Linked DNA regions of Homo sapiens: region 2 is linked to region 1. A link is a loop called in an ENCODE intact Hi-C map of the cell type or tissue named here. Cell type or tissue: PC-3. All regions are shown on one strand. Links, peaks and the distances in the headings refer to the core of each region. The heading gives the core; the rest is flanking DNA. Region 1 has its middle 10 kb from the start of ALCAM. Region 2 has its middle 420 kb from the start of ALCAM.

Region 1 (15,511 bases), core at 1,327-9,326:
ATCACTATCCACTTTGCTTATCAAGAATGCGTAGCAATAAATGTATGGTTTTTTTGGTGGGGCGATTGATTTAAACATAAGTTCTCTCATCCTTTCACACACATTTTCATTAAGGAAATTTATTAATAAAGCAGCGCACCCTATCTGCGTAGGCCAGATACAGTGCATATGAGATGACAAGACCACTTCTAAACTGAAATAATGTAGCATAAGCAAGAGCTCAGAGTTAGAAATAAACATAAAAATGTAAGCTCCACAAAGTAATGTAATCGAATTAATCTTTCAAAATCTAGTCAATGTGGGATTGGATCCATCTTACCTAATTCTTGAGAGGAAGAGTGTTTCCAGCTACATGTAGATCACAGTCACTTTTGTTACAATTGAGAATACATAGTATTCCAATAATATTTATTGTATAGTTTAGTCATGCATCAGAGAATCATAAGGGTACATCTTGCTGAAAGGGAAAAATGAATAACATTTATCCAGGGGGAAAAAATTTCACGTTACCTGGGACATGAGAAGAGCTTTGTATTTTAAGTATAAAGGAATTCATCATCAATCAGGATGATATGCTCAAAAGCAGTGACATGGTACCGGAGGCAAGTTTCCTACTTACGGTCTGTTGAGATAAGGACTCAGGATTCCCAAGGCTCAGGCCAGGACCCCTTCCCTGTACTAAAATATTAATCCCATCAGTATGTGACAACATAGCCGAGTCAATTGTGTGTGCCTTTGAAGAATGGAAGTAGTTTTTCTCCCCTGATTAGCACCGCCAAAATTTCCACTGGAGATGAAATTTCAACAAAGATAGTTTTGGAAGCTGAGAACATTTGTTCCTACCACTGTATACCATTGTGTTTTGTTTGCCTTCCTACTCCTTGAACAAAATTGTATGCAGTTCCAGAGCATGCAACAAATCTGATTCACTCTTCTCTCCTTCAAGCGTCACCTACGGTGAATGCATGTTCAGCCATACTTAAAAATAGATTGGACACTTGATAAATTTTTGTGAATGGATGATAAGTGGTGAGAAAAATACCTAATGGAATATAAGCCTTCAAACCATCTTACAAGGGTTCATGATATGAGAAGATGAAAGGGGTTTCCATTGGGTCTTCAATGATTGGTCTAGGCAGACTAAGGTTTAGGAAAGGCAAAAAGAATGAGTCAAGTCCTAGTCAACAAGGTGATAACTATGAAGTATAAAGTGAGGAAACAATCTACAGAAGAAAGGCTGTACTAAAATTATATGCCATCAATTAGAATAAAACAAAGTGGCCCATGCTGAGCACAGAAACCTGATTAGTAAAGGTTCTAGGTGATCAAGCTAGGGCTTAGGCTAATATACTGATGACAAAGATTGAAATAAGGGCCTAAGTGGGATTTATATTAAGTCTAGGAAGAAACACAATCTTAAAGAGGCACAGAGATTACATCTGTATAATATAAAATTCTGTTTTATTCTAGACTCCAAGTTGTTTTTAAGTAAATGATTTCCAAAGTTATTGTATTAAATACACATGGAGGACCTCTGGGTATATCTCTTCCCAAGTCCATTGAATTTTATTGTTTAATTTCAGTTGTTAACAGTATCATCTGTCAATGAATTAATACAATTCTGCAACTCACCTTTTCAATAATGCCAGCTAATAAAGACATATCACTGAAGCTCAGGAGAGTAAAAACTTTCAAAGTCTATGATAAACATTATGTTCTTATTTCACAGAATGTTCAGTCTGGGTACAAAAAGAAATACATAGCTATTTCAGTTGAACTAGAAATCCACTTAGTCATTTTCCTTCCTGTCTCAGACATGAGGAATGAAGAAAGAATTTAGCTACGCTATTTGACTATGAAACTTACACTATATTAAATGAATTTCAAAAACTCTCAGTGTATTAAAAACTCATAATTTGTGGGTGATTTCAGTAAGTGTATAAATTTACATACAAAAAGTGTAAGAGTCTGGGTTTACCCCTTAACTTGAGGATTTCTCTTCAAAGTTTTCCCACTTTCAACTGAAATAAGCAGGTCTTTTAGTTTTGAGTAAGTAGAAAATGACTCAAGGTATGGCTATTTAAGTGTTTGATGCCTTTAAAGAAATTCCAACTTGAATTATATATTTTCAAGAAGTTTCCCAGAGTTATCTCTAATTTCTTTGATATATATTTATTACCCATTATGATCTGCAATAGTTCTATTCAGGAATATGAGGTGAATATATAATGACTGTAAAAATATGAAAATAATATATATTTGATTTTCTAAAGCAAAAAAGTCACTTTGGATCTAATGGATTTCTAGAAAGTCTAATTAATTAATTAATTACTAGGCCCCAATTTTCCATACTATTTTCCTCTTAAGTAAGATAGTTAAGTTCACAGGAAAGTATTAACAAACGATGGTTGGACAAATGTATGTTTTTGCTCCCTAAGGAGCAAAAACTCTATTATTGATTAACAAAAAAAGAAGTATTAATAACATGGAGTCAAGGATCACTGATCATATATTATAAGAAAGAACTTTAGAATTTTAATGCTTTTCAGGGCCTTAGAAGTATCTTAAGTGAACTGTTTTCAATGCTTAAAAGCAACCCTTTTTCTTCTAATACATGCATACTCTGAAGTCCAGTTTTATATTTGCCCCTTGTTCAATTTATTCAAATCATAGTAGTCTCCTCACTGCTCCTAAATGTACTTTGCATACTCCCACATCGGTGCCTTTGCACTTGCTCTTTCCACTCCTTGGAACTCTTTTCCCCAAGTTATTACGGTAGCTTACCTCCTCATTGAAGCCTTCCATAAACAAGTATTTAAACTGTCAGTCCCAGCCCCCAAATTCCTTTTCCTGCTTCATTTTTCTCCATAGAGTTTATCACCATATAGCATAATATCCATTTAACTCATGTAGTTTGATTATTGTCTGTCTCTCTACTAGAATGAAATCTCAATGAGGACAGAAGTTTGTGTCTGTTTTACATTCTTCCATATGTTTAAAATAGTCACATAGTAGACACTATTGGATTCAAAAAGTCAGGTTCATGAATACATGAGTTATTGTGCAAGGTAATTAATAAGCTGTTAGAGGTGGGGCTGTTTGGGCTGAATCTTTGTAAGCAGCCTGAGGTTTCACCTCCTCCTGTAGACACTCTAAGGGTTTCCAGGACAGTTAGATAAACCACTGGAATAATGTAACTACCTCATATAACATATGAGGTAGGTAATTGAGGTCCCGGGAGGAAGAACACTTAATCAAAATTAACACAGCTATGGGCACCATTCTTGTTTAAATGCAAATTATGTCTTTCAAGTAGGGTAAATATACAAGATACCCTGTAACTTAAGTCAAATTCTTGGGATAATAAGAAGACTGGATGCATATCAGACACCATTAATCAATTTCAAATACGGCACATTTATCCAAAGTCTTTTCAGAGCAAACATTCTGAATGATGTTCTGTATAACATTTCACTAAGGCATGATTATGGATGCAGTACCAATATTGCAAAGTCTACAGACTTAGTTAAGTATTAAAGAATTTAAGCCTCAGTGTTCTTTATACTTTGTTCTTTACAGGGTGAATTTGGCAAAATTATAATTCTAAGCAATGTATTCCACAAACATAGATGATTCATAACCTATTCAGCTAACAGTGCTATAGGACAAATATTTAATTTAATTTAATGTCCAGCATTTTAACATTACGTGGAGGTGTTTAATGTGTTTACTTTTCTTTGTAAGGGAAAGAAATTCACTTAATAATTGTACCTCAAGGTGAAAAGCTTGTGAGAAAATGCAATACATATAAAACAGTTATATAAGCCAATGCATAAAAAGATTTATAAATATGTATATGCTTTCATTGAAATCACCAGAATTCTGTGATGTGTTCTAGATGGTAAGGAGGTAGATGAAATTATTTCAGACCTTGGCTTCTGGTTTTAAAATGCTGTTAAAACTAGTTAACTGATATACCTCATAAGGAAAATTATTTGTCTTACTATGGAGAATGGCATCCAAGTTACAGAGTGAAACATCCTATGCAAGAGTGGTTAATGTATCCAATTAGAAAAGAATTTCCAACTGGTGCAGTTGCAGTGTCTCATACCTATAATCCCAACCCTTTGGGAGGCTCTCTTGAGCCCACGAGTTTGAGACCAGCCTGGGCAACATAAGGAAACCTCGTTCCTACAGTTCCTACAAAACCAACCAAACAAACAAAAAATTAGGAGGGTATGTTGGTGTGCACCTATAGTCTCAGCTACTTGGGAGGCTGAGGTGAAAAGATTGATTGAGCCCAGGAAGTGGAGGCTGCAGTGAATCATGAACTGTGATAGTGCCTAGGCAACAGAGCCAGTCCCTGTCACACACACACACACACAAACACACACACACACACACGCACAGAATCTACAAATGGTGTACTTCTCAACTAATTTTTCTAGAATCAAAGACATTTCAAGAAGTGCATAGTCCATGTTTATTCCTTGGATTTTTCAGGACTGAGGCAAATATCGAGGCCGGGATTAAATGAACACTAGATGTAGCCTCTGAAGCTAAAGGAACGCCAAGGGGAAGCTTGAGATGCACATACAGGGTGGGAATCACATCATTTAGCCAGACTGAGAAGGTGGGCCTTAGTTACTCATATCAGTAGCTTTGTCCCACACCAGAAGCTGAGTCATCTTCTATTCTCAAGCCTTCCCTCCTACTGCCTCCAGCTCCTGAGATCTTCCCAGAAGGACTCAGAAAAACTCCCAAATTACTCTATCCTGAGGTAGCTCTACCCCATCTGCATAAATTCCCGCTGTGAAATTTAAGTTGAAGTAACTTTTCCTAGTGATGATTTGTCCTTCCAGTTTGAAAATGATCAACATCTCTTCTCTCCTTTCTTTTCTTCCCAGCTTAATGCCTTATCTTTGGCCCGTTTTGTTAAGACTTACCATGTTGAGCTAAATAATAAAGCCATGATAATTTATGAATCAAAGAATGAGCAGTGAATGTATTGTGGTCTGTGTGCCAATGAAAGAAAGAGATGTCCAAAGAGAGATGAGTCATAGGTCAGAGAAACAAAAATAGAATAAATTAGCTTATCTTAGAATATAGGCCAAGAAAGAAATTTAGCTCTTAGTAATTTCCCACTACCACCTCCTTCCCCCTTTTCTTAAAAGTTAAGGAGACATTATTTTAAAAGTTAAGGAGACATTATTTGTATAATCCCGGCCAGCCTGCAGGAGTTTGTCCTCAGGTAAGGAATTTTTTTTTTCTGTGGTTTTTGTAATGAAAGCAACAAAACCCAACTCTACACAGCCTAAGCAAAAGAAACAAAGATGGGAGCCAGACATGGTGGCTCACACCTGTAATCCCAACACTTTGGGAGGCCGAGGTGGGCAGATCACCTGAGGCCAGGATTTCAAGACCAGCCTGACCAACATGGTGAAACCCCATTTCTACTAAAAATACACAATTAGCCAGGCATGATGGTGCGCACCTGTAATCTCAGCTACATGGGAGGCTGAGGCAGGAGAATTGCTTGAACCCAGGAGGCGGAGGTTGCAGTGAGCCAAGATCGCACCATTGCACTCCAGCCTGGGCAAAAAGAGCGAAACTCCATCTAAAAAAAACCAAAAAGATGAGGAGGGGACTTACTGATTTAAATCACCAGAAATTCCAGAAGTGTGTATTTGTTGAAGCATAGCAGGAGCCAGGCATTTGAGCAAAGTTTTCAAGGGTCTTTGTCCTTCTTTCCACATTTTAGCTCCACGTGCCTCTGGTTGTCTTTATTTTCTCAATTTCCTTTGCTACAGCCCACCTTCCTCTTTACTGAAAACATGGTTACCTGAGGATCTGAGCTTATAGCCACAGAAACTGAAATCCTTAAGACAGAGAAAACTTCATGGAAAAGGTTTGATTGACTCGGTCCATTTTTTGAGCAATTTACTGTGAACAAGAAGATCCAGTACCATGATTGATCAGGTAGTCTTGTGTCCACCCCTGTAGTCAGGGAGCAGGAGGGCATCATGTTTGACAGCACCTCAAAATCACAGGGACAGAAAATCATTCCCCAGTGAGCACACAAAAATGACAGACATCCACTTCATTTTCCTTATATTATTTTTACTTGATTCTTAGGACTAATAGGCTTTTCCATCCAGATTGTGCACAACAGGGACCTTTTGATTAGCGGGGGGAAAATAGAAATATACTGCAACGTGGGAAACCTAATTTTATTTTCATCCTTTCCTATTTTAAAGGGCTAGATTATCAGCTCAGAGGGAAAGAGCGCATTATTTGCAGGTACCAGATAATGTTTTTTTCTCCTTACTATCCTATGCATTATCTAATTATGTGGGGAATAACGGAAGCACTGGTGTTGTTTTATACTTAGAAAGATGTGAAATAAAGTGACAAAATAGATATCTGAAGTATTTGCAAATACATTTATTTCCCCTGGATACAAGGTCAATATAAGGTACACTCAAACAGTTTGACAATACAAGCAGGTTTTGAAGGTGAGTTATTCTTTTAAATTTTATTATAAATTTTTCCATCAATATACCAACTTCATCAGTTTGCTGTCATCCTTGCTATAAAGAAACAAAAAAGTAGATTAATAGCCAGAAATTCATATCAGTTAATCTTTTGTATTCAACTATTCCTGATTTCAATCTTTGAGGTATGTTTTCAGTTTTTGCAGTCATCAAAACAAGTGCCTACAAACATTTTCAGATGGAATAAATCAATATTTTGGTCTTCTTCTTCAAGAAAATTGCCAACTCTTAGGAATGGTCATTTTAAGGAAGGAGCTGCCCTCAGCCAATCCTAAGTCATTCTTTTCATTTGGTCTAACCACACTTAGTTTAATCTGTCTATCTTCTTCAAATATAATTATTTGAAGAATAATTCAATCCCTGCTCCAGCCTTTATTCATTATCCCAGCTTTCTCCAAAAATTACCTACTCTCCCACTTTGCCTCTAAAATATTGCTCCAGCATCTCTTCCTCCATGGTACAATTGTATGCTGGAGGCTCTCCAGAGCTGATTGTGCACATCTCTTCTCAATGCAGCCTCCAGTGATGTCATGTTGGCAGCTTGAAATCTGCCACTGTGGCATTATTTATGCCCTGCAGAAATTGGAAATTGCCAAATACTACAAATAAAGGCTTTTTCTCTGAGTGCTGGTTGTTAAACATTTATTAGTACAATATGGTCCATGGAGCTGACTTTTGTCTTCACTGGCCACTGTAACAGCAGCAACACAGTGCATAACGGCCTGAGTTTGGTGTCAGATAAACTGGAGTTTGAGTTCTGGCTTACCTATTTAGAATTTGTGTGACACTGAGAAAGTTATTTCACCTCTCCAAGTCAGTTTTCTCAAATAAAATAATACATGCAAAGTCACTGGGACAGGAAAGTGCTGATAAACCTTAGCTGTTTCTCAATATCCCCTAATCCTTCATGTCTAAGCCATAGGAAGTTTCGATTATCTATGTCTGTAGTTGCATGTTAATATCATTTATATTTGCTCTGTCTTTCACCATTAAAACCCCTCAAGTTTTAAAAAAGATCATCATTATATTTTGTTTAGTGTGTTTGGTAGGCAATGAATCCATAATAAATTCTGCTTTAGGGCATATTGGTAGAGTAGGCAGACAGTCAGGGATGTGTGCCCAGTGATGCTTGAAATGCATTTAACAGAGTATAAAGGCATCAATGACTAGTGAAGAGAACCAGAGTTTAAGAGTAAGGATGCCTAAATTTCAATCTCAGCACATGGCATATAAAAACTACACAAATTGCGAGATTAGATAACTATAATTTTAAATCCCTGTTCTGTCTCTATCTGTGTAGCCTTCATCAACTTTTTGACTTTAGCTTCCTCTTCTGTTGAGCGCAGTTAAGAGTAGCTTTGTACTTACCCTGAAAAGTCGTTATGTGGGTCAAATGTATTACAGAATGTTAAATGTGTGAATAGTAGTCTCTGAATAAAAGGTGGCTGTTATTCTTCCACTAGTTGATTGCGTGGTTTCATCTTCCTAAGCTTCATAGACTTTAACTATACCTATAAAAGGAAGAGGGCTGGTTTGGTGCTCTCTTAAGAGGCCTCCTTGTTCTGAATGAAATTCTTTGTACCTAAAGCCTTTTATTCCAGAAACAGAAGTCTTATTGCCAATATTCTTTGGAAAGCAAAAATCCCTTTTTTCCAGTTTCACTACTCCCAGCCCAGGCCCTCATCACCTCTCATATCTATATAGCAAGTTTAAAACCAGTGTCCCTGCCATCTGGCTCTTCTCTTTATTCTCCAGACTTCCCCTGCTCATCTTAACACAAACAGACAGACACAGACAAATTTGATTATGTCACTTCCTTTCTTTAAAATCTCTGCTGGAGTCATTTAATCTTCACAATGAAAGCTACACTTAATAGCAAGATCTATAGAGTCCTTGACATTCTTGCCCCTAGTTGTATATTTGCCCCTTTTTGGTTTCACAAACCATATCACAACACTCTGTCATGAACTCTACGCTTCACTCACTGTTTTCTAAACATACCATGGCAGCCTTTCTCAACCGTTTAATTACATATGTGGTTCCCTCAGCCTGAATGTACCTCCCACTCCCATCCCTTTGACTGGGTTACTCCCACTCATATTTCAAGACCCACCTCACATGTCAAATTGTCTGTTAAGCCTTTCCTGATTCCCCTAGGCAGTGTTAGTCACTGCTGCCACTGTATTTCTACAGCTTTAGCACTTACCTCTTTGATACATTTATCTGTTTACAAGTCTGACTCCTCCACTAAAACAGTGACTCCTTAGAAGGGATGTACCACAAGTCTGGAGTCAGACTGTCTGGTTTACAACCCCCTGCATCAACACATGTTAGATGTGTGCATTTGAGGAAGCTTCTTAGCTTCTTTAATCCTCAGTTTTCTCACCTACAAAATGGAGCTAATATGCTGCTGATCTCAGATAATCCTTATATTATTGAAATGACAAAACACATGTAAAGCTCCTACGTCAATGTCCGGCATATATTAAGGACTTAGTTAATATTACAAAAAATGGTGATGATAAAGATGGCTATAATGGAAGAGATAGTAAGGCAGTGGGAGGAGAGAAGGTGATGCAATAGAAACCTCATTTATGTTTTTAGCACCTTGGCCTCTTCTCAATGTCTAGCCCATAGTAAGTGCTCAATGCATGTTTGCTGAATGAATGCTTGTGTGATACAACTTTACAACACAGCCAAAATGTCAAATTCCAGCTCTTTTCTCATATCTGATTCAAGGAAGTTGAATTAACTTTTTGGATGCCAGAAACTCAAGTTCTAACAAAGAGGAGAAATTAGATGAGGAAAAAAGAAGAGGGGGGAGAGAAAATGGCAACAGCTGGGTTGGAGGTGCAGAATATAAGTATATAAGTCAAACTAACCTCCTTCACAGCTTTGCCTCAGCATTTTACATGGTTTTACTGCTGGGGACTGAAATAGGCTTTAAAGAAAAGAGTGAAGATGTGCGGATTCCAAATCTAGAGAGCAGCTCCACCATAGGGACCAACCCAGGGTCTAAAGACAGTCAAAGCCAAATTCCTTTGATGTTCTCTGAGAGCCTGCAGGCAAAATAGCAACTCAGCAAGGGTTTGGAATGCAAGTGGCATGGAATGAAAATGTGTGTTCCTGTTACAGGGCCAAGGAAGGGAAGGACAAACCTCACCTATTAAAGAAATCCCTGGACTGGAAAGGACTGGAACATTGGGAGTGGAAGTCCACATTAGCGGAATAGTATGTTCTGAAGGCATTTGAGCAGATGAAAACCTGATACACGAGACATAAAACCTGAGGAAAATTATTTCATGGGAACGGTAAAAATGGTGGAGAGGGTAAATTGGGCAAGGGAGAAGAACGGAGGAGAGGGAGAGGGAAGTGCTGCTGAACTTATTTCAAAGAAGAAGAAGAAAAAAAATGATCTCTTGTTTTTCATTAAATAATGGATGCTCTCCAGGCCAGCCAGAGTCGCGGCTGATTCTGTTTTGCGCTCAGTGGAGGAAAAATCAAACCAAACCAAAACATAAAACAAAACGGGAAAAGATGAGCGTTTCCTTTTCCTCCTCCCTTCCTCCAACCGAGTTCTTCCTTCAGCCCCAGGGCCCGCGAGGGGGAGGTCTTTTTCCTTTGCTGCCCGAGGTTTGCGTCCTTCCGGGGCCCAGCAGCCCGAGATGCGTTTGGTCCCGAAACCCGACAGGCGGGGAAGCGGGCTCAGTCTCTCCCTCCTGGTTTTCTCTCTCCTCTTCTCTCCGCTGCTCTTCTCAGTGGGCACTTGCTCTGTCGTGCGTCTCCGCACCCGGCGGTTCGGAGCAAGGGCCATTGATACTTCTGGGGGATTGGGAGGGTCCCAAATGGTACACCAATCCTTCCTCTACAAGGAACCGTGTCTTTATGAGCGGAGAGTGATTTCGATGGCCGAGGACCCTTGTCCTGCATCCCGCGGAGCTGACCCAGGACCGCTGGGTGGGCGGCGCTCTAGCTCTGGATGCGCTGTCTCGGAGCTTTCCCGGAGGAGGCTGAGGCGACACCGGCCCCCGGGTAAACTATGGCTCCTGCCTTGTGTAGAGGAGATCTTGGTGAGGTTGTGGTTCCCGCAGATCGTCCTGGGATTCTGTTCCTCCAAGTGAAAGGCCAAAGCCCTGCCTTGTTAATAAATCATAAGCCGCTGACTCATTTCAGGGAAGTGGACAGACTGACTTAGGTAGATGAGTGTCACAAATATGTTAAACAAAATTAGCAAATACAGGCCGGTCTCTTGCCATTATCACTGGCAAGATGAAGTCCAAGGTTTTCCCATATATTTTTCTGGGGATATTCCTGGTACCTTCCACCCCAATAAACGTATATTATAAATGGCACTGTATTCTTGATAGTGTTGTTTAGAAACGATGATTGCACTTAAATCAATAATATGAACCTACCAAAATTAAATACAACTGTTTCTAGTTAAAAAGAAATCCACAGCAATCAAGAATGCATAAGTTCGCAAATTCTGATAATAGAATTGCTCCTCTAGAAACTGTGGACAGGGTTGTGAAATGCATGACTACAGCTGAGTGGATTGCACAGCGAAAGGCCTGTTCAAGTCTGAGGGCTTCTGGGGGATTGTTTTGTATGTAGGTGAGAACGCTGATCTCTGCACAATTGATACATAGAAAGTTATTGAATTGATGTGGGAAACAAAATCATAAGAAATCCTTTGGCAATATCTGAAAGGTAGCATTTAATTCTCTGTCATTCAAGAAAAAGGAGCAGTTCAGCTTTCAAAATGTATCCACATTATACAGTCAGCCAAAAAAGTATAATCCCCATTCAAGCTATTAGAGTACAACATAGGGTGACAGTGGGATTTTTAGCTTGGTTAAAGCAAATAAAATACTGTAGAAGGAATGAAATCAAACTTGTTGAAACTTGGATTTGCAGAAATATAAGGCAGCTTGGAGAAGATGAATACAGGTGGAAAATGACCTTTTGATTATGTTCAGGAAGGCATTAGAATGTCAGGAGAAATGCTGGAAAGGAGATTTATTGCCGTAAGCACAGTTGACAAGTTCCATTTTGTCGAGTCTCTTGGATGGAGGAAGGAAACCAGCATTTCAGGAGGTGATTAAAAGAGCCCTGCAAAGTCTTCAGTAATCCAGGGAGACCCAAATACAGAAGAATTCTGTTGCCCCTAGTCTGTTTAGAGACTCGAAGAACCCTACTATTGGGTTTCCACCACAGATATGCTTATTCCTTGTCAGAATGTTTGTACTAGATACATTGTATGACTTATAAGATGGACTGGACCAACATATGTGTGTATCTTTCTTTCTTTCAATAGAAAATTTCTTCCCTCTCTTCTTCCTTCTTTCTTTTTGTCTGTATTTGTATTTTTACATATGTGTGTATATATATATATATATACACACACATCTGTGACTATATATGTATATATATATAAATATATGTGTGTGTATACACACACACACACATGCACACACACACACACACACACACACATATATATTCAGAGACCCAGAGAAGAAGAGGGGATCGAAAATATAAATTATTTTTTGTGATAAGATGAAGCTACATGTATATACTCTTTTACATTTTGAAGACTGCATTCATATTCAATGACTCATTAGAGACACACATCCACATTTTTGTGGCCAACAGGTCTAATATTAGAATTCCCATTTTAAAGATGAGGAAATGAGGATAAAATAAGAGAAGTGATGTGTCTAATGCCCTTTTCATTTTGCTACAAGACCTTTCACAATACTTGTGATTCATAAGCATGAACTAAATCCACATGAGCCTCAACACATCCCCCTTTCATGACCATTTTCCTTCTCTTCTTTTTAATTTGCATATTTGGTTAAAATCCTATACGATTTCAATAATTCTCCATATATACCAACTTTCTTTGCTTTATTTTTCTCATTAGCCCTTATGACTATTTAGCATACCTTAAATTTTACATGTTCATCTTTTTTGTGTGTTGCCTTTCTGCCACAGAAAATACACTCAAAAAATATAGGAAATTATTTTTAGGGGTAATTATTTTTAGGAGTAGGGGAATACTATTTTCTGCTGTGTCTCCAGTGTCTAGAAAAATGCTTCACAAATAGTAAACACTCCATAAATATTTGTTAAATCAAGCCGTTCATGAATGACTCCTTACAAATTGTCCATTTGGATCTAATTACCATCTTTCTGCGAATGCTTTCTGTAAGGAAAGAGTGGTATTAATTACTTGCAAGAAAAATAATGAAAGTAAGCTCATTGCAAGACTCTTGATACTTGATGGGGGAAATGAAATTCTTTCTTTGTTTTCCTTAGTTCTTTCTGACTATTAACAAAATGCAGTGTTTGGAACCTCATATGACATGGCCAAATGATGCCTCTGCTAAGGCAAGAAAAATTTTTATGAGTCTCATGTCTTTACTGCCTTCTACTCCTCATCACCTTGCTCTCACGTGTATATAAACTTCAGGCAATATCCCTTGTCTACGATCAGCCAGGAATGTATTTTCCCTGGACCAGTGCCTTGCACATACAATCTTTCCAGACTTTTCCCTTCCTTATTAAGTTTTACCTGTCCCTTTTCCCATTTCTTCCACTGTCTACTTTCGTTACTGTTTTAGCTTCCAAGATAATATATTTCAATTTTGTTGGAATCAAGTAGCCTCAGAATTGGATGGACACACAGTACGGCTTCTCTCCCAGTACAGCAAATCTTTTTTACAGGATTGACAAGTGAGAAGCAGTGTGGGTGAGAACTCTCTCTCTGAACACAAGATAGATGTGCTTTCTGCCTTTTACAAAGGCAATTATTTAACCTTTTAAACTTCAAACTCTTTATGTAGAGAATAATGACAAAGTAGTTCTCATCTTCTAGGGCTGCTGTGAGGGTTAAATGGGAAAATGCAGGCAGAGTGCATGGAATATTCCTTGTCAGTAGTAAGCACTAATACATATTAGCTAATACCAGTAACATCCTTGATAAATTATCTTTCAGATTCCATTTCAGTGCCATCAGTATTGGGGAAGGAGACCACTACTTTCCTGAGTTAATCAGTTCTTTTTAAGACAAATTCTCCAACTGCTATTAAGATTCTTTTTAATAGACTTAGTCTATTTCCTTATAACTTCTGTCCATTGGTTCTTGGTGTTTACTTAGAGAAATATAGACAAAATATGTGTCACCTCTTTGATAGGGCAATGTTTAAAATTTTTAAACACAATTATTATGGCCTATCAACGTCTACTCGATTGCATTCTAAGATTTCCCAGTCACATCAACTGTTGTATATGTATACACACACACACACACACACACACACACACACACACACAGTGGTTTCCCACCCTGACACCAACCTGACTGCTCCTCTTGTGATAAACTCCAGTTTGCCTATGTACCTCTTCAAGAGTAGCATTGAAATTTGATGCAAGAGCCTAATTGTTATCTAATTAGTACAAGCCACAGGGGAGATATTATCTCTCGAGTTCTGGACATTGTATTCTTAATGGAGGCTGAGATTTCATTAGATTTCTTAGCAACCTTGTCACGTTGTTGGGGGCATGTCTAGCTTGTTAACCAAAAGTTAGAACTCCATGTCTCTTTCATATGAATCACTGATGAACTAGCCTGTTCTGTACATGAGTAACTAAGAATGTGTCTAACACCAATGTCTAGCATTTATTCCCACTAAATCTCACTAAGGAAACTTCTGGAGATGATACCTTCAACCTGCTCTTCACAAACTTCATTTTTCCCTTCTCAATACTGATGAATGATGGTATTCACATAAACTACAAATGCTCATAGGCACACCCATGATTATTTGGAATTCCCATCTGCCAGTTGTAACTCCACCCTTTACTCTTCTGTGGAAAAAAGCATATCAGAACTTAAGTGAGTCAACTAATGAACTAAATTCAAAAGGTAATGGCCTAAAGCTTTTTGAAGAACTTAGGTGAAAATCTTTATTATATTGGGGAAGAAAATAATTTCTTATGCATTGTCAAAACAAGAAAGAAAGCACAAAAAATAAAAGAAGAATCTAACACATTTGACTTCATTAGGATAAAAACCTCACCAAGATATCATAAAGAGAATGAAAGATATTTGCAAAAAATGTAATGGACAGAAGACTAGCCCTTTCACCCAAATTATAAAGAACTCTTCTAAATTACTAAGGAAAAGACAATCAAATAGATAAATGGCCCAAAGACTTAAACATGTGCTTCATAGAAGAAGAAATCAAATCGAGCAAAAATCACATGAAAAAGATTAGCAGTCAGGGAAATGTAACTTAACACTCAATGAGATAGCATTTGACACTCACTAAAATTATAAAAATAAAAATGACTAATAATGCCAAATGTGAAGGAGTAGTTACAATAATGAGAACTCATAATCTGCTGATGGGTATGGTTTTATTTAACATAACAACAGTTCCAAGTGAATGGTCCAGTTTTAGAAGTGGCTTCTTCTACACAGTCATTCAAGGATCAATGATTCTTCTATCACATTACTTGGTCATTTTTTAGGTATTGTCTATTTTTGCATGGTCTATCAGCTGGATTGCAGGAATGTCTGTGTCCCAGAGTGTGGGAAGGGGAGAGAGAATACGGAAAGTATATATCAATTTTTTAAGGCCTAGACCAGAAAATGTCTTACCTCCTTTTCACGAGACTCCATTAGCAAGAACTGAGTCACATGGCCAAAAATGGCTTTGAGAAGGCTTGTAAATGTCTTCTTCAGCCCTTTATTTTTATGAAATAAGAGAGGAGCAGATAGTAATGAACAATTCTATTCCTAGAGATTTGTTTCCAAATGTGGACCAGGAGTTGTTTTTCAAGAACAATATTCTTAGAACATAGAAGCATTGTTTTTGTAACTAAAAAACCTGGAAATAATTCAATTACCTATCAACAATAGACTGAATAAATGAATTGGGGTATACAAT
Region 2 (15,511 bases), core at 3,444-11,443, 410 kb after region 1:
CACAGAGGTGTATATACTGCTGAGAATCATATCTGATGTATCAGACATAAGTGTTTAAATAATAAAATTTAAAAAAATTTGGACTTATCAGAAATAAGATCAAAGAACACAGAAAATTAACATTCATAGTGATTTATCACAATTGTACAACAATATGTATGGCTCAGTTTTATTTTTAATGATGTACAGTTATAATTGCATTGCCAATTATTTGATATCCTTTACACTTTTCATTTGTATCATGGCCTTTTCAAAGCAGTCTTTTATGTATTTGTGATGGAATAAAAATATCAAAAAATCTGGAACTTTACTCTGAAATTTGATAAATTTCATGATGAAAAATGAGGAACTGTGCTTCCATTTCCCAGATTTGGTAGTCAGCTACCAAAGATCAGAGCTGTCATCTTGGCTGTCAGATTATCAAGAAACCGAAGCAAAATGTTTAAATACCATCCAATTTCCGCCAAGAGTTTTTGTTTGTTTAAGAAATGTGATGATAAATACTTTTTCCTATAATTTTAAGACAGTGACATTATTTCATGCATGTACCTAATTACAACAATACGTTCAGAGCTTGTAAGTTAAAAAGTAAAGAAATATTAAAGATTATATATTATTCTGGCAGATGTTTGTATTTGCCAGTTAAAATGAAGGCTTCTGAATTTCTTTTGTTAATGGTAAAAATTAATTGAGTAATACCTACATGGGAGAAGTTATTTGGAAATTAATTTCTGAACTCCACAGTTTAAATTTTATAAGTATAGTGATAGTGTTTTCATATTCCAGCCCTCTTTCTCTTTCTCTCTCTTTCTAACACACACACATGCACACAGACACAGGTGTATGTGTAAGTAATTTGGTTATAAAAATGCTCTGCTAATAATAAATTTTGGAGGATGCCTTAAATATTATTGCACACTTAATTGAATTATTTATTACTTCTTGGGTTACTTGCATACAGTTCAAATATTGTAAACTCTCATGGAGTTTCATCTGCTCTACTGTAAAGGAGGGTCAGCACTAAATTAAATGGTGCTACAATCTAATAGTATTTTAGCCCAGTTTTTAGGATAATTGAGCCAAAGCTTAATTCTATACAACCTCAATAATGTTTCTTCACTAGTGGTAGCATACTTATTTTACTAACCTCTTTAATGCCACAATCAATAGTTTTGAAACTTTCACATTCCCTCAGCCTCAATATAATACATGGCCTCTACCTCCTTACTCTGTTCATTGCACTAGATGCTTCTGAAATGAACATATTAGATAACAACAGACAAGGATCAGAGATTTAAACTTTTGCAGGAACTGGAAGCTTAGGCTATGCTCCTTATCCACTAGCTGGGATATTCATCTATAATTTTTAACTGAAGACATCAAAAAATAATTTTATAATTTAATATTTTTTTCTAGACCTTTCTTCCACACATTAAAACAATATAGTCATGTGTAAATAGTCATTTACTATTGGGTAGATTTAGAAAGAATAATATAGTTAATATTCAAATATACCTCTGTGTTAATATTCAAATATCCTATAGTTAATATTCAAATGTACTTCTGGGAATACTAGAAAATGTGTTTGTGATCACCATACATATTTTTTAAATCATACAAAATTTCCCTCACTTGAAAAGACTCATTAAAAAGAAAACATACGGAAAAAAGTTTTAAAATCATCTTGATTTTTTGAGTCTTTATAATTTGGAATTCAAATATTTGGAAGTGATGTGGGTTAGAGGTAACCTTTATTATAGAATAGTTGTTAGATAAACACAAAATTCTTCTTGGGTAGGTCTTTTTTCAAGTGAAATAAGCATGTAGTTACTGAAGGTAAATAAACACTAACAATGCCATAGCATGTCAGTTTCTATGTATTATGTGAGTCACTAGTGATAGTGGCAGGAGACAGACAAATTCCTAGGCAGACAGGGACAGGTCCCCTGTAAAACCCGACATTCAAGCCAAAAGACAACCTGAAACCTGAAAACTGAGCTGCAGATTCTGGGTAGAGTCCTTGACCTGGAGTAAGAACTTCCATGATGCCTTTTAGCCAATCAAATGGTGCTTTTCTCTGGCTCACCCATGGACCAACCAGCACACACTCCCCCATTCTGAGCCCATTAAACTCCTGGACTAAGCCACATGGGGGACTACTGGCTTTTGGGTAGGAGCTACCCACTTTGGGTCCCCTCTCTGCTGAGAACTGTTCTGCATTCAATACAACTCTTCTCCGCCTTGCTCACTCTCAGGTTGTCCACGTAACTTCATTCTTCTTGGGCCCAGGACAAGAACCTGGGATTCGCAGAACAATGGGAGCAAAAATGGCTTTAACACTTCCTGGCCGGCTTGCCAAATTGTGGGTGGTGATATGCTCTCCTTCGCTGGACTGTGGGAGGAAAGAATGGCAACCATTCAGGTGGCCCAGAACTCAGGATTCCCTGAGCCAGAGCTGTAACACTGTAACCCTCCCTCCCTCCACATGTGATGGGAAGCAGAGGGGGGACCAAGCCAGCCCAGGAACCACAGGCCAGAGCGGGGAAGCGGGATCAAATGAGCTGGGACCTGCCTCCGTTCGCGGAAGTGTGTGGAAGGCGGGAATGAATGAGCTGTAATGCTTCCTGAGCAGAAGGCTGTAACACCCCTTGGGGCTCGACAGTTGCTGGCGTCTCTGAGTTTTCGGGCGCCACCATGTTCCCCTCATCTAGATGCTGGTGCCCAAGGCAGAAGCTGCTTTTGATAAGCCTGGTCCAGACACAGCTGCGCACAGAGCCGGTGCTTGTGCTGGCGCCTGGAGCTGCCTGTCCCACCACAGCAGCTGGGGTGCCTGGCTGTGCCTGTAGTTGGACCCTGCAACCCTTGCTGCTTTGCTCCAGGCTCGCCCTCGGCGCCCTTGGAGGGCACAAAATCTGGGCTGGTAGTGCAAGCCGAGTGCTGCCCGTCGGGCTGAATGAGCAGAGCGAGCCCAGCGATTGCAAGGGAAACTGGAGCAGAGGCGCTGCCAGCAACAGAGGTTTCCAGCTGGTGAAGTGGCACCCAAAGGATCCTGTGTCACTAGTGTGTGTATGCTCTATGTGTGCGTGTGTTGGGAAAGAGAAAGAGAATGAGAAAGTACAAGGTTGACAACATTTTTGTAACTGTTTTTTCATTATTAATACATTATTATAAGCTGAAGACTCATAAAAATTTATTTTAAACTATGGGTTATAACCTAATACTAATTTATATTTTTCCTGAAATTGTTCAAACTTTGAAAATAGGGAACTCTTTCAGTTGGTTCTTGTGCCTTTGACATATGTTTTAGTTTTTCTTTTTTCCCTCCCTCCCTCCCTCCCTTCTTTCCTTAGGTTACTTAGGGCAATACCTCTTCCCCATCCTCTTTTGTGAAGTTGTTTTATACATATGTAGTACAATTTGATCCTTCCTTCCCTCCCTCCCTTCCTTCCTTCCTTCTTCCTTCCTTCTTTCCTTCCTTCCTTTTTCTTTCTCTCTTTCTCTCTTTCTCTCTCTTTCTCTTTCTCTCTTTCTCTTTCTTTCTTTCATATTTTCTTATTTTCCAGCAAAACAATATGCTGCAGGCTCATCTTGTCTATTTCCTGCTCTAGTCCTAGAATTAGCCATTTCTCCAAGGGAAACTGGTTTCCTTAATTGGGCAATAGTATTAGAAACAAAGATCTGATCACTTGATGTGCTCATTGCTATGGGCTGTCATTACTTTTAGGCCCTCTTAGCTGAAAAAAACAAGGAAATACATATGTGTATACTAACCCATAGATGTATCCATATATCTATAATATTTCTAGATATAACTAACCATCTATATCTATTTTAAGCTAAACCTGAATTTATACTGATATTTCCCCATTTCTATTTTTTTTTGAAATGGAGTCTTGTGATGTAGCCAAGGCTGGAGTGTAATGGTGCGATCTCAGCTCACTGCAGCCTCTGCCTCCCAGGTTCAAGTGATTCCCCTGCCTCAACCTCCCAAGTAGCTGGAATTACAGGCACATGCCACCACACCCGGTTAGCTTTTGTATTTTTAGTAGAGACGAGGTTTCACCATGTTGGCCAGTCTGGTCTCGAACTCCTGACCTCAGGTGATCCACCCACCTCAGCCTCTCAAAGTGCTGGGATTACAGGCATAAGCCACTGTGCCCGGCCCCACTTTCTTCATTACCACGTGGGTCATTCTAGCTTTTTCTCTTGCTTATCTGTAACTTCCTATTCCAACAGTAAAAAAAACCTCCTACCCTTGGGCATTTATTTACTTAATTATTCAATTCCAGTACGCATATATACCTGTTTCATATTGTTAAACTGCACTCCTCAGGGGCACAACTTTATCTAATAGAATACAGTACTTACATACAGTTCATTTTGCATTTACTCTTAGAGTCTACTCATTTCCAAAGTTACTTAGGGCAATACCTCTTCCCCATCCTCTTTCGTGAAGTTGTTTTATACATAGGTAGTACAATCTGATTCTTTTGTCACATTGTGTGTTTCATCCTCTGAAGTCTCTCAGTTTTCCAAATAATTTTTATAATTTGTGTACATTAAATTTAACTCTGTGCTTTACAATTCTATGGGTTTTGATAAAAACATACTGTCATACATCTCATATAGGAGGCAGGACTTGACTCTGAGGTGGCGCTTGGACACCAGACCAAGTTGAGGACTAGCTAAAACAGGGCTAGGGCAGAAGCAGCTTTCCATAAGACATGGCCGCCTTGCTCTGCAGGAGAAGTCATGGAGCTGTGACACCATGGGAGCTGTAATACTACCTCTTCAATGAAGCTTTTTTCTTCAATCGCCAACTTGCCCTTGAATTATTTTCTGGGCAAAGCCAAGAAACTTCTTGGGCTAAGCTCCTCTTTGGGAGGCTTTCCTCCCTTGCTTTACAGCTACCATTACATTACAAAATATCTATACTATCCTAAAGAATAATATCCTATTGGATATGCCCCATCACCGGCCCCAAAAAGTCACTGATTTTTTTTTACCATCTCTATAGTTTTGCCTATTCCGGAATGTCATTTAAGTGGAATTATAGTAGAGCCTTTCCATCTGACTTCTTTATCTCTGTTGGGTATAGTGTGTTTTGGTTCTTCTCTTTATTATTTTTGTTTGTACATTTGTTTTGTAATTCTTTTAAAAATGTATCTATTAAGGTGGGGGTAGATGGCTCACTACTCTTTATCACTGTATAGTATCCCACTGTGTAAATGTACCAGTTTGTTTATCCATTCGCTTGAATACTTTAATTGCTTCCGAGTTTGAGGAATTATGAATAAAATTGCTATAAACATTTGTATACAGTTTTTGGTGTGCAAAGAGAGTAGATCTTAAGTAGACATAAGTTTTTAAATCTTCTATGTATTTTCATCTGAATAAGAAGAATATAATTAATTTTTATAACAAAGTGAGATAAATATGCACTGTTGAAATGCCAATATTAGTAATATGTTATTATGTCATAAGTAGCTCACTTATGATTTCCAAAGTTGTTCCGTATCTCCATAATATCTAATTTAAAATTAGCTAAGTTATATATGCTATCATGTTGCTTAAGGAAATAAATTTGCTTTGATCACTAATAGAAAAATGTGTACATTTGTATAATTTGGGACTTGACAATTATGTCAGGAACATGATTTGATGTTAAGAAATACTCTGGGGAGAATAATTGTACATTTTAATCAGAAGAAAGCTTTAATTTAATTTTCCTTTACCAAAGAGATTTTGAATATAGAATAATTAATTTAGAGTAGTTTTTACTGACAAGCCTGAACTGTACCCAAACAGATATGCTTCAATCACTTTTATCACTTAGACATGTCACCAAAAAATGTGGTTTTCAATATGGTATATAATATTACAAATGCTAAAATAAATAAAATATGATTCCTGCCTCACGCCGTTAGGTGATGTCAAAGACATGTCACCAGTTATTTGACAAGATGACAAAGCATGTAATAAAAGTATGTAACAGGACCATATAAGAAGACATTTACACTGGAAGAAACATTTAAATTGTGTTAATATTATGTAGAAGTACTTTCGGTAGAGAAAGAAAAATAGGTGTGAGGGTGAGTGGCCAAGGAATTCTAGACAGAAGAAAACATATTTTGAGATGAATAATTTATTTGGAGATTAACCATTTATTCAATATAATTATAACTTGTTGTGGTGAGATTACAGGAAAATAGAATGAAAGGAGACAACGTACGGCCTTATAGATTTTGTCAAGGGATATATTTCTACTTTATGTTAACAGCTATTGTAAAAAGTATACACGATATTTGTTTTTAAAATATGAAATGCTTAACTAATTAATTAGAATTCTGTGATATACTGTAAACAATTGATTTGACCGTAATGGATCATATTCTCTGTTGGAAATCATGAGTCCTTCTCTTTATTTTTATTTTGCACTTTTTTTGGTGATGCTTTGTTTTGTCTTGCCTTTCTTTCTCTCATCTTACATAATTTGATACCTCTCTTTTGTCCTTGCAAGCCATGTCCAAGTTAACGTTTATAATGAAAGAACACTTTTTCTTGCTAGACAGACATTGCATGAGTCCCTCTTTCAGATATCAACATCTTTGTAAAGGATGCACTTTGTGTCTAGAGTCCAAAAGCTATATCACTTCATGGATCTCGTGCACGGAACTACCACATTCTTGCACTACTTGACAAGTCATCTGATTCTTCTCAGTTATTTTTGGATCAACTATCCTTGGTCATAATATCTATCTTTGTTACTGTAGATTTAGATCTGTGAAACCACAATGACTTTCTTATTTTATATGGAAGACAGAGTGGGAGATGGAAAAGAACCAGCCATGAAATAAATGATTCACTAGTATTTGTTGTCTCAGCAGACTGAAGTTCCCTTAGTTTATTCATACCCTTGGCTTGGCATTTCCCAGGGGAAGGAGTGGCTGCTTCCTCACTGAGGAGAACATTCCCTGGGCTTGGCCTGAGGTCAGTAGTGGTGACAGGACCTGTTCCAGGAACTCACTGTTTGTTTTGTTAGTTTAAAAGTGCATAGCAAATGGAGAACACCAGTTATAAACTATCTACTTTTTCAAAAAAGTGCTAATGATAAAAGAGGAGGAAAGCAGAGGTGGACAGAATAATAACTGACAATTAAGTCAATGTGGTTTTGATAAGGATTACTGTGTTAAAAACACATTCATATCTGATGAAATATGTGTTGGCAAGAAGATTCCATTGTTTTGTGGGGAGATACATGCTTTTTCATCTTTAAATTATGAGTATTAAATATGACTTCTGAAACTGCTGAGCTCTACATTTTGGACAATCTTAGTTCCACAAATAAGGGTTTTTTTTTTTTTCCCAAGGGTTGGGGGAACATGCCTCCAAAACCCAACCTCCCAAAATGTGTGGGTAGCAACTGAGAACATAAATAATCTAACTTCAAAAATAAATTCCTTCTCCCTTAGAACATTATTATTAATAATTGAAACTATGCAGCTCCCCTATGGGTATTATTATAACTTATGTAGAAGGTACGTGTGAAATATAGATGTTTACACTCTACAAGTAAGAAGCAATGATTAAACTGATGGCGTGATGGGACCAACAGGCCTCGCTGTTGTGACCACTTCTGAGAGGCAGTGAAAAATAAACGGTACAAATAAGAAAAAGGAGTTTGTTTGTTTGTTTGCTTGTTTTCTGACCCAGGAAATGATTACAAAAATTATACTCTGGAAAGACCGATAATTTTAACAACTGACTCCTAGAAGACAAAGCATTTAAGAATCCAATAAGTGGATAGAATTACAGAGATAATATTTTCTTTAGAACCAATTGAGGTTCAACAAAGTAACTGGCACAAGGATACCTTTAACAAGGGGGGTAGCTTTGTTCTTAAGTAGAAATGTTTGTATGTAGCTAGTTTATGGAAATATTCTGCTGGTATTTGAGTTTCTTTCTACTTGTCAGAAATGTTCAAAGATACATATTGAGTACAGGATCTTGTTTCTGTCCTGCTGGGTTTATTCGGTACATACGAACTACTTTCAACACTCCAATGTGGGTGGTGGTTTGGAATGCCTCTTTCACAATCTTTCAGAAATAGAAAGAAAAGGTATTCTAAGCTGTAGTGTCAAAGAGCATATGTTTTATAATGATACTTTAGAGAAAAGAGAACAAGATATACATATGCTGGAAAAAGGAAAGAACATTACTTTGTTTCTTGAGTATGAAACAAAAATCGTATTTTCTAGGTAAAATCTATCACAAAGATAATCTCATCCAACCACTAACCTGATGCTTGAATTTCCTAAAGTATTCTGGGCTATTACTACACCTGTGGTCTAAATTAACCTTTAGGTCTTAAGCTTAGAGCTACTCACAAAGAGTTAAAACATATGACTTTTTTTAAAAAATGTGTTTTCTTTACATTTCAAAAACATTTTATTATAATAAGAAGCTTAGAAAAAAAAAGTAAGTATAGACAAATCACCCATAATTCCACTACTGTAACCAAACAATTTTCATACACATTTACCTTTTATATCTTAAGAATTTCAACAACATTCTTCTTGACCTTATCTTTTAGGCTCTTGTATTGGCATAAAAACACATTGGTATTTTTAACGCAACTCTAATCTTTAACCTTCAAAAATATTTCAGCATTCTTCATGTACAAAAATTAGCATTATAGGGATTTATTTATTTATTTATTTATTTACTGAGATGGAGTCTCGCTCTGGACCCAGGCTGGACTGCAGTGGCAGGATCTCGGCTCACTGTGACCTCTGTCACCTGGGTTCAAGCAATTCTCTTGCCTCAGCCTCCCGAGTAGCTGGGATTACAAGTGTGTACCACCACAGATGTCTATTTTTTATTTTTATTTTTAGTAGAAACAAGGTTTCACCATGTTGGCCAGGCTGGTCTCAATCTCCTGACCTCAGGTGATCTGCCTGTCTTGGCCTCCCAAGCTGCTGGGATTACAGGTGTGAGCCACCACACCCAGCTTAGGTATTGTTTTAAATACAAATTTTTCTCTGGAATTCTAATGGCTGAATTGGATCTTCATTTTCTAAAGTAGATCTATAATTTTAATTTAAAAATTACTGCACTTAACTAAATAAATCAAGTAAATTATTGTGCTCGATGAACCCTTTTTTAAAACTAAGAATGAAAATAAAATTGAAATTTTCTGTATACAGAATAATGACTCTAAACTTAATGAATGATCACTGTGGCATAATTACACCTAATTTGTTCAAAGGGCAAAGTTACTCTATGAAAGCTATAAACATCAAGGCAATTTCCCCTTTTTAATTTATTGAAATTCTAAGTATGTTTCCAAGAATTTTTTTAGCTGTTAAAAATCGTGTGAGGGAATTTACTGTCCTGGATTTCTAAGAAACATTAAAATGCAAAACATTTTAAATTCCGTGTTTAGCAAGAGGAAACTGCACAGAATGTGATATGGTTTGGCTGTGTCCCCACCCAAATCTCATCTTGAATTGTAGTTCCCACAGTCCCCAAGTGTTGTGGGAAGGACCACTTGGAGATAATTGAATCATGGTGGTGGTTACCCCTATGCTGCTGCTCTCATGATAGTGAGTGAGTTCTCCTGAAATCTGATGGTTTTATAAGGGGCTTCCGCCTCTTGCTAGGCACTTCTCCTTTTTGCCATGTGAAGAAGGACGTGTTTGCTTCCCCTTCTGCCATGCTTGTAAGTTTCCTGAGGCCTCCCCAGCCATGCTGAACTGTGATTCAATTAAACATCTTTTCTTTATAAATTATACAGTCTCAAGTATGTCTTCATTAGCAGCGTGAAAAAGAACTAGTACAGAATGAAAAAAGAACATCCCTTGATTTTTTTAATGTTTAGAACACTATATAAAATGTTCGGAAAGCATGGCTGTATTGTGTTCTCTACTCACATGATCTGAAATATAATGCATCATAATTCAACTTTGAAATTATGTTTAATGAGACCAATAGAAAACATCTCAAAACTAAAGTATTTTATCTCTGGTGTTTCTCTTATTCTAAGTTATTCACATAAAAAAAGATTGGTGCTAATTTTATTTGAAATGACTTTATTTACTATCATCTTATTCCTTCTCTTCATTCTCCTCTTCTTCTTCTTCCTCTGCTTCATGAGGTGCTTTAGTTGCTCTCTTGGGATGCCTTGACACTTTCTTTTAAACTTCAACTGCAACACATTCTGAATACTTAGTGATTGTCTGTCTTACTATTTAAAGACTGCTTCTACATATTATTTCAATCGGTCCACATTTGAGTGCATTTCCTCCTTCAAATAATAGATACATCTGGATATGTAGTATTCCTTGGAAGCACAGATTCTGAAACAAGTAGAAATAACCTAAGCTAATTTGAAGCAATGGGATCACTTTCCTTTATCTCTCTTTGAGATGGTTTATCATTTTTCATATTCTGTTGTGTCAAAGTTTTCGTTATATTACAAAAATTAGGTACACCTCTTTGTTTTGATATTCAGTATACTTTATTTCTGAAACCCTCTAACAAATTTTTACAAACTTAAAGGAACTTTTGGATCCCTTTTTGTTTTCCCTTGTACTGTCATCACATCTGGTCTTTATATGGTCTCTATGATATTTTAATAAGTGCCCATGCAGCTTGTACATATTTAGCTTTCAAAAGCATACTCATTAAGTTACATGTCTGTCCCTCCCACTCTCACACACATAAACATGACCTCCCTATTAACATCCAGTTCTTTCAGTGATGTAGGGGAATGGAATACTTGAGAAAAATCAATGCATTTATTTTCAAGGGAAGTGCTATTTGACTTTGTAGTCGGACATTAAAAGAGCAGAGTATATCATTTTTACCATTTATACCATTGTATAACCTTTGCCTGAATTATTTTATAATGGAATCCAGCAGCACATCAAAAGGCATATCAACATTGTTCAAGTAGGCTTTATCCCCGGGAGGCAAGGTTGGTTAAACATACACAAATCAATGTATATAATTCATCACATAAACAGAACTGAAGACAAAAAAACACCTGATTATCTCAATAGATGCAGAAAAGACTTTTGGTAGACTTCAACACCACTTCATGTTAAATACTCTCAATAAACTAGGTATTGAAGGAACATACCTCAAATGAATAAGAGCCATCTATAACAAACCCACAACCAACATCATATAGAATGGGCAAAAGCTGGAAGCATTCCCCTTGAAGACTGGTGAAAGACAAGAATGCCCTCTCTCATCACTCCTATTCAACCTAGCATTGGAAGTCCTGGTCAGAACAGTCAGGCAAGAGAAAGAAGCAACAGGCATCCAAATAGGAAGAGAGAAAGTCAACTATTTGTGTTTGAAGATAACATGATCCTGTATGTAGAAAACCTCAAAGTCTCTGCCCAAAAGTTATTTAAGCTGATAAACAAATTTAGCAAAGTCTCAAGATACAAAATCAACGTACAAAAATCACTAGCATTCCTAGAAACCAACAACAGTCAGTCAGACAGCCAAATCAGGAACACAATCCCCAAGAAAAAAATACCCGGGAATACAGCTAACCAGGGAAGTGAAATATCTCTACAATGAGAAATACAAAACACTGCTCAAAGAAATCAGAGATGACACAAACAAGTTGAAAAATATTCCGTGCTCATGGACAGAAAGAATCAATATTATTAAAATGGCCATATTGTGCAAAGCAATTTATGGATTCAGTGCTATGCCTACCAAACTACCAATGACATTCTTTACAGAACTAGAAAAAAAAAACTATTTTAAAATTCATATGGAACCAAAAAAGAGCCTGAATAGCCAAAGCAATCCTAAACAAAAAGAACAAAGCTGGAGGCATTATGTTACCCAATTTCAAAGGATACTACACGCCTACAATAACCAAAGCCACTGCTACAATAACCAAAGCAGCATGGTACTGTTTTAAAACCAGACACATAGACCAATGGAACAGAATTGAGAGCCCAAAAATAAGGCTGCACACCTACAGCCATCTGATGTTTAGCAAAGCTGACAAAAACAAGCAATGAGGAAAGGACTCATTATTCAAGAAATGATGCTGGCATAACTGGCTAGCCATATGCAGAAGATTGAAACTGGACCCCTTTCTTACACTGTATAAAAAAAAACAACTCAAGATGGATTAAAGACTTAAATGTAAAACCAAAAACTATAAAAACTCTGGAAGACAACCTAGGCAATACCATTCTGACATATGAATGGGCAAAGATTTCATGATGAAGGTGCCAAAAGTAATTGCAAGAAAAGCAAATATTGACAAACTTAATTAAACTAAAGATCTTCTGCACAGCAAAAATCTATCAACAAATAGACAACCTATAAAATGGGAGAACATTTTTGCAAACTATGTATCTGACAAAGGTGTACTATCCAGCATCTATAAAGATCTTCAACAAATTTACAAGGAAAAAAAACTCCATTAAAAAGTGGGCAAAGGGCCAGGCGTGGTGGCTCATGCCTGTAATCCCAGCACTTTGGGAGGCCGAGGCAAGTGGATCACCTGGGTCAGGAGTTCAAGACCAGCCTGGGTAACATGGTGAAATCCCATCTTTACTAAAAATACAAAAATTATCTAGGCACAGCAGCATGTACCTGTAATCCCAGCTACTCGGGAGACTGAGGCAGGAGAATCGCTTGAGCCCAGAAGGTGAAAGTTGCAGTGAGCCGAGATTGCACCATTGCACTCCAGCCTGGGTGACAGAGCGAGACTCTGTCTCAAAAAAAAAAAAAAAAAAAAAATGTGGGGAAAAGACATGAATAGATAGTTTTCAAAAGAAGACGAACATGTTGCCAACAATCATATGAAAAAATGCTCAACATTACTGATCATTAGAGAAATGCAAATCAAAACCACAATAAGATATCATCTCACACCAGTCAGAATGGCTATTATTAAAAAATCAAAGAATAACAGATGCTGGTGAGGTTGCAGAGAGAAGGTAACACTTACACACTGCAGGAGGTTGTGAACACTCATTTCAACCATTGTGGAAGGCAGTGTGGTGATTCCTCAAAGAACTAAAACTGGAATTACCATTCAACCAGCAAACCCCTTACTGTGTATATGCTCAAAGGAATATAAATCATTCTATCATAAAGACACATACATGCATATGTTTACCACAGCACTATTCACAATAGCAATGACATGGAATCAGCCTAAATATCTATCAATGCTAGACTAGATAAAGAAAATGTGGTACATATACAGCATAGAATACTATGCAGCCATAAAAAAGAATGAGATCATGTCTTTTAAGGGAACGTGGATGGAACTGGAGGCCATTATCTTTATCAAACTAAAGCAGGAACAGAAAACCAAATGCCTCATGTTCTCACTTACAGGTGGGGACTAAATGATGAGAACACATGAATGCATAGAGGGGAACAACACACACTGGCACCTACTGGAAGGTGGAGGGTGGGAAGAGGGAGAGGATCAGGAAAAATAACTAACGGTTACAGCTTAATATCTGGGTGACGAAACAATCCGCCTAAAAAACCCCAGTGACAGGAGCCTTCCTATATAACAAACCTGCACATGTACCCTTGAACTTACAAAAAAAGTCCACATTCATGCATTCAATAAATAATAGAGCTGGAATTTGGAAGACAACAACAACAGTAACAACTGGTGATCAATTTGGAACTCTGATTAATTAAACACCACTCTGTCACTTTAGACTCTTTTCCATATATGTGATGGTCTCCCTCCCTCCCTCCCTTCCTTCCCTCCTTTATTATGTGTACCAGGCACAGTTCTATGCACTTTGGGGTACATCCCTACAGCCAGATCAATCCCTATCTCATACTGATCACACTATTTACAGTCTCCAAATTTGTTTTGTGGTCCGCAATTTCAATGAGGTCCATTGCTGCCTTTATGTATGTTCTAAGATGTTAACAAGAACTGAAAATTTCTCCCTATAAACACATGACAGAACATGTGGACATTTAGGTTGCATGATTGTGGGTACTCTGCTTTTCTTTTACAGTGTCATGCAGACATGTGCTTATATGTTTATATACCAAGCAGACATCTGCTTATACGTCTATATGCCAAGACACAATTATATGTATTCATCTGCATCTAATCGGAAGAGAAACCATATGGTTTAGATTTAAACAGAAGTACTAATGGTTAAGCTATGATAAAAGAGTAACTACAGGCCGGGCGCGGTGGTTCACGCCTGTAATCGCAGCACTTTGTGAGGCTGAGGCAGGCGGATCATGAGGTCAGCAGATCGAGACCATCCTGGCTAACACGGTAAAACCCTGTCTCTACTAAAAATACAATAAATTAGCTGGGAGTGGTGGCGGGTGCCTGTGGTCCCAGCTACTCGGGAGGCTGAGGCAGGAGAATGGCGGGTGCCTGTGGTCCCAGCTACTCGGGAGGCTGAGGCAGGAGAATGGCGTGAACCCGGGAGGTGGAGCTTGCAGTGAGCCGAGATCGCACCACTGCACTCCAGCCTGGGCGACAGAACAAGATTCCATCGCAAAAAAAAAAAAAAAAAAAAAAAAAAAAAGTAACTACAGGATGGAAAAAAGCTGTATGTTATACCCTAGGACTGTATGAGAGTACTCAAGGAAGACAGAAAGAGAAGGAAGCTCTTTCTCAAGGCTGGGTTCTAGACACAGTTGGAAAAATTGCAGTTTAACCCATTGAGTAGTAGAGTTTGCCAGTTTTCCCAGGCTGAAGCTTGTCTGTCGTACCTGGGCAAGCAGAACAAAACCTTTGGAAGACAGAGCAAGCCAATCAGCAACTGATGGTGTGGGAGTAAAAGAAGGTAGGGGTTCCCAGGCGAAGGTGAGTGGTAGTGCCTGCAGAGGCAGTGGAGGCCCAGTGATAAAACCTCAGCCCTGTGATGGCCAGTTACTAGGCGTCTTGTAAAATAATCAAAGTACTGATAGGGGCAGGACAGCTTTAGCCAGAGGTTTTTGTGTCTAGAGGGCCTTGGAAGGTCATTGCTCGGTCAGCCTCTGTAAGGTTGCTGAGAGACTATTTGTTCTGGGGACTGACTGTGTCAGGGCTCAATAGGAAGTTCTCACCCCCCACACCATTGACCCACTCTGCAGGAGCTGGGAAGAGGAGGAGGGTCCCTTCTTCCTGCAATGTGACCCTAGCCCCCTCTACTAAGAAAGCTTAATGTTATGATCAAAATTGAAAAGAGATGCTTAAAGGAATTCTGTCTATGATGACAAAGCATGTATTGAAGGGTGGATTTGGAACTGAGAGGAAATAAGTTGATAACAGGCACAGTAAAATTCTACTGTATATTAAAAATTGTACTTTTTAAAATTCAACATTACAGTAACTTTACAAAATACAGTCTCATAAAGCTCACCCTAAGTCTATTGCCTATTCTGAAGAGTTGTTTTACCTAAGTATGGTTTTGTAGGATCATGAAGTAGTCATTTGGGAAATATTGGTCAATAGGGTCATGTAGATCTTACAAACGTTGACTCACTT

Evidence for each region. Hi-C counts contacts between places; a loop is a spot of excess contacts. Peaks named below come from ENCODE experiments on the same cell type or tissue, not always from the same donor. Only the 100,000 strongest peaks of a DNase experiment are listed, where the experiment ranks them.
Region 2: a loop joins it to region 1, with 8 times the contacts of the local background. A loop is called at or near these places in 7 of 110 quality-filtered maps.

The regions. Positions count from the first base shown.
Region 1 is chr3:105,348,760-105,364,270 of GRCh38, reverse strand. No RefSeq gene overlaps it. Among named protein-coding and RNA genes, the nearest start is that of ALCAM, 10 kb to the left of the region's middle. RefSeq lists enhancers at 10,307-10,456, 10,497-10,586, 10,175-10,993. In PC-3, for the core only: no CTCF peak of the experiment used is centred there; DNase peaks (open chromatin) are centred at 1,810, 5,020 and 8,740; H3K4me3 peaks cover 610 bases; H3K27ac peaks cover 5,331 bases.
Region 2 is chr3:104,944,124-104,959,634 of GRCh38, reverse strand. No RefSeq gene overlaps it. Among named protein-coding and RNA genes, the nearest start is that of ALCAM, 420 kb to the left of the region's middle. In PC-3, for the core only: no CTCF peak of the experiment used is centred there; a DNase peak (open chromatin) is centred at 6,914; H3K27ac peaks cover 2,592 bases.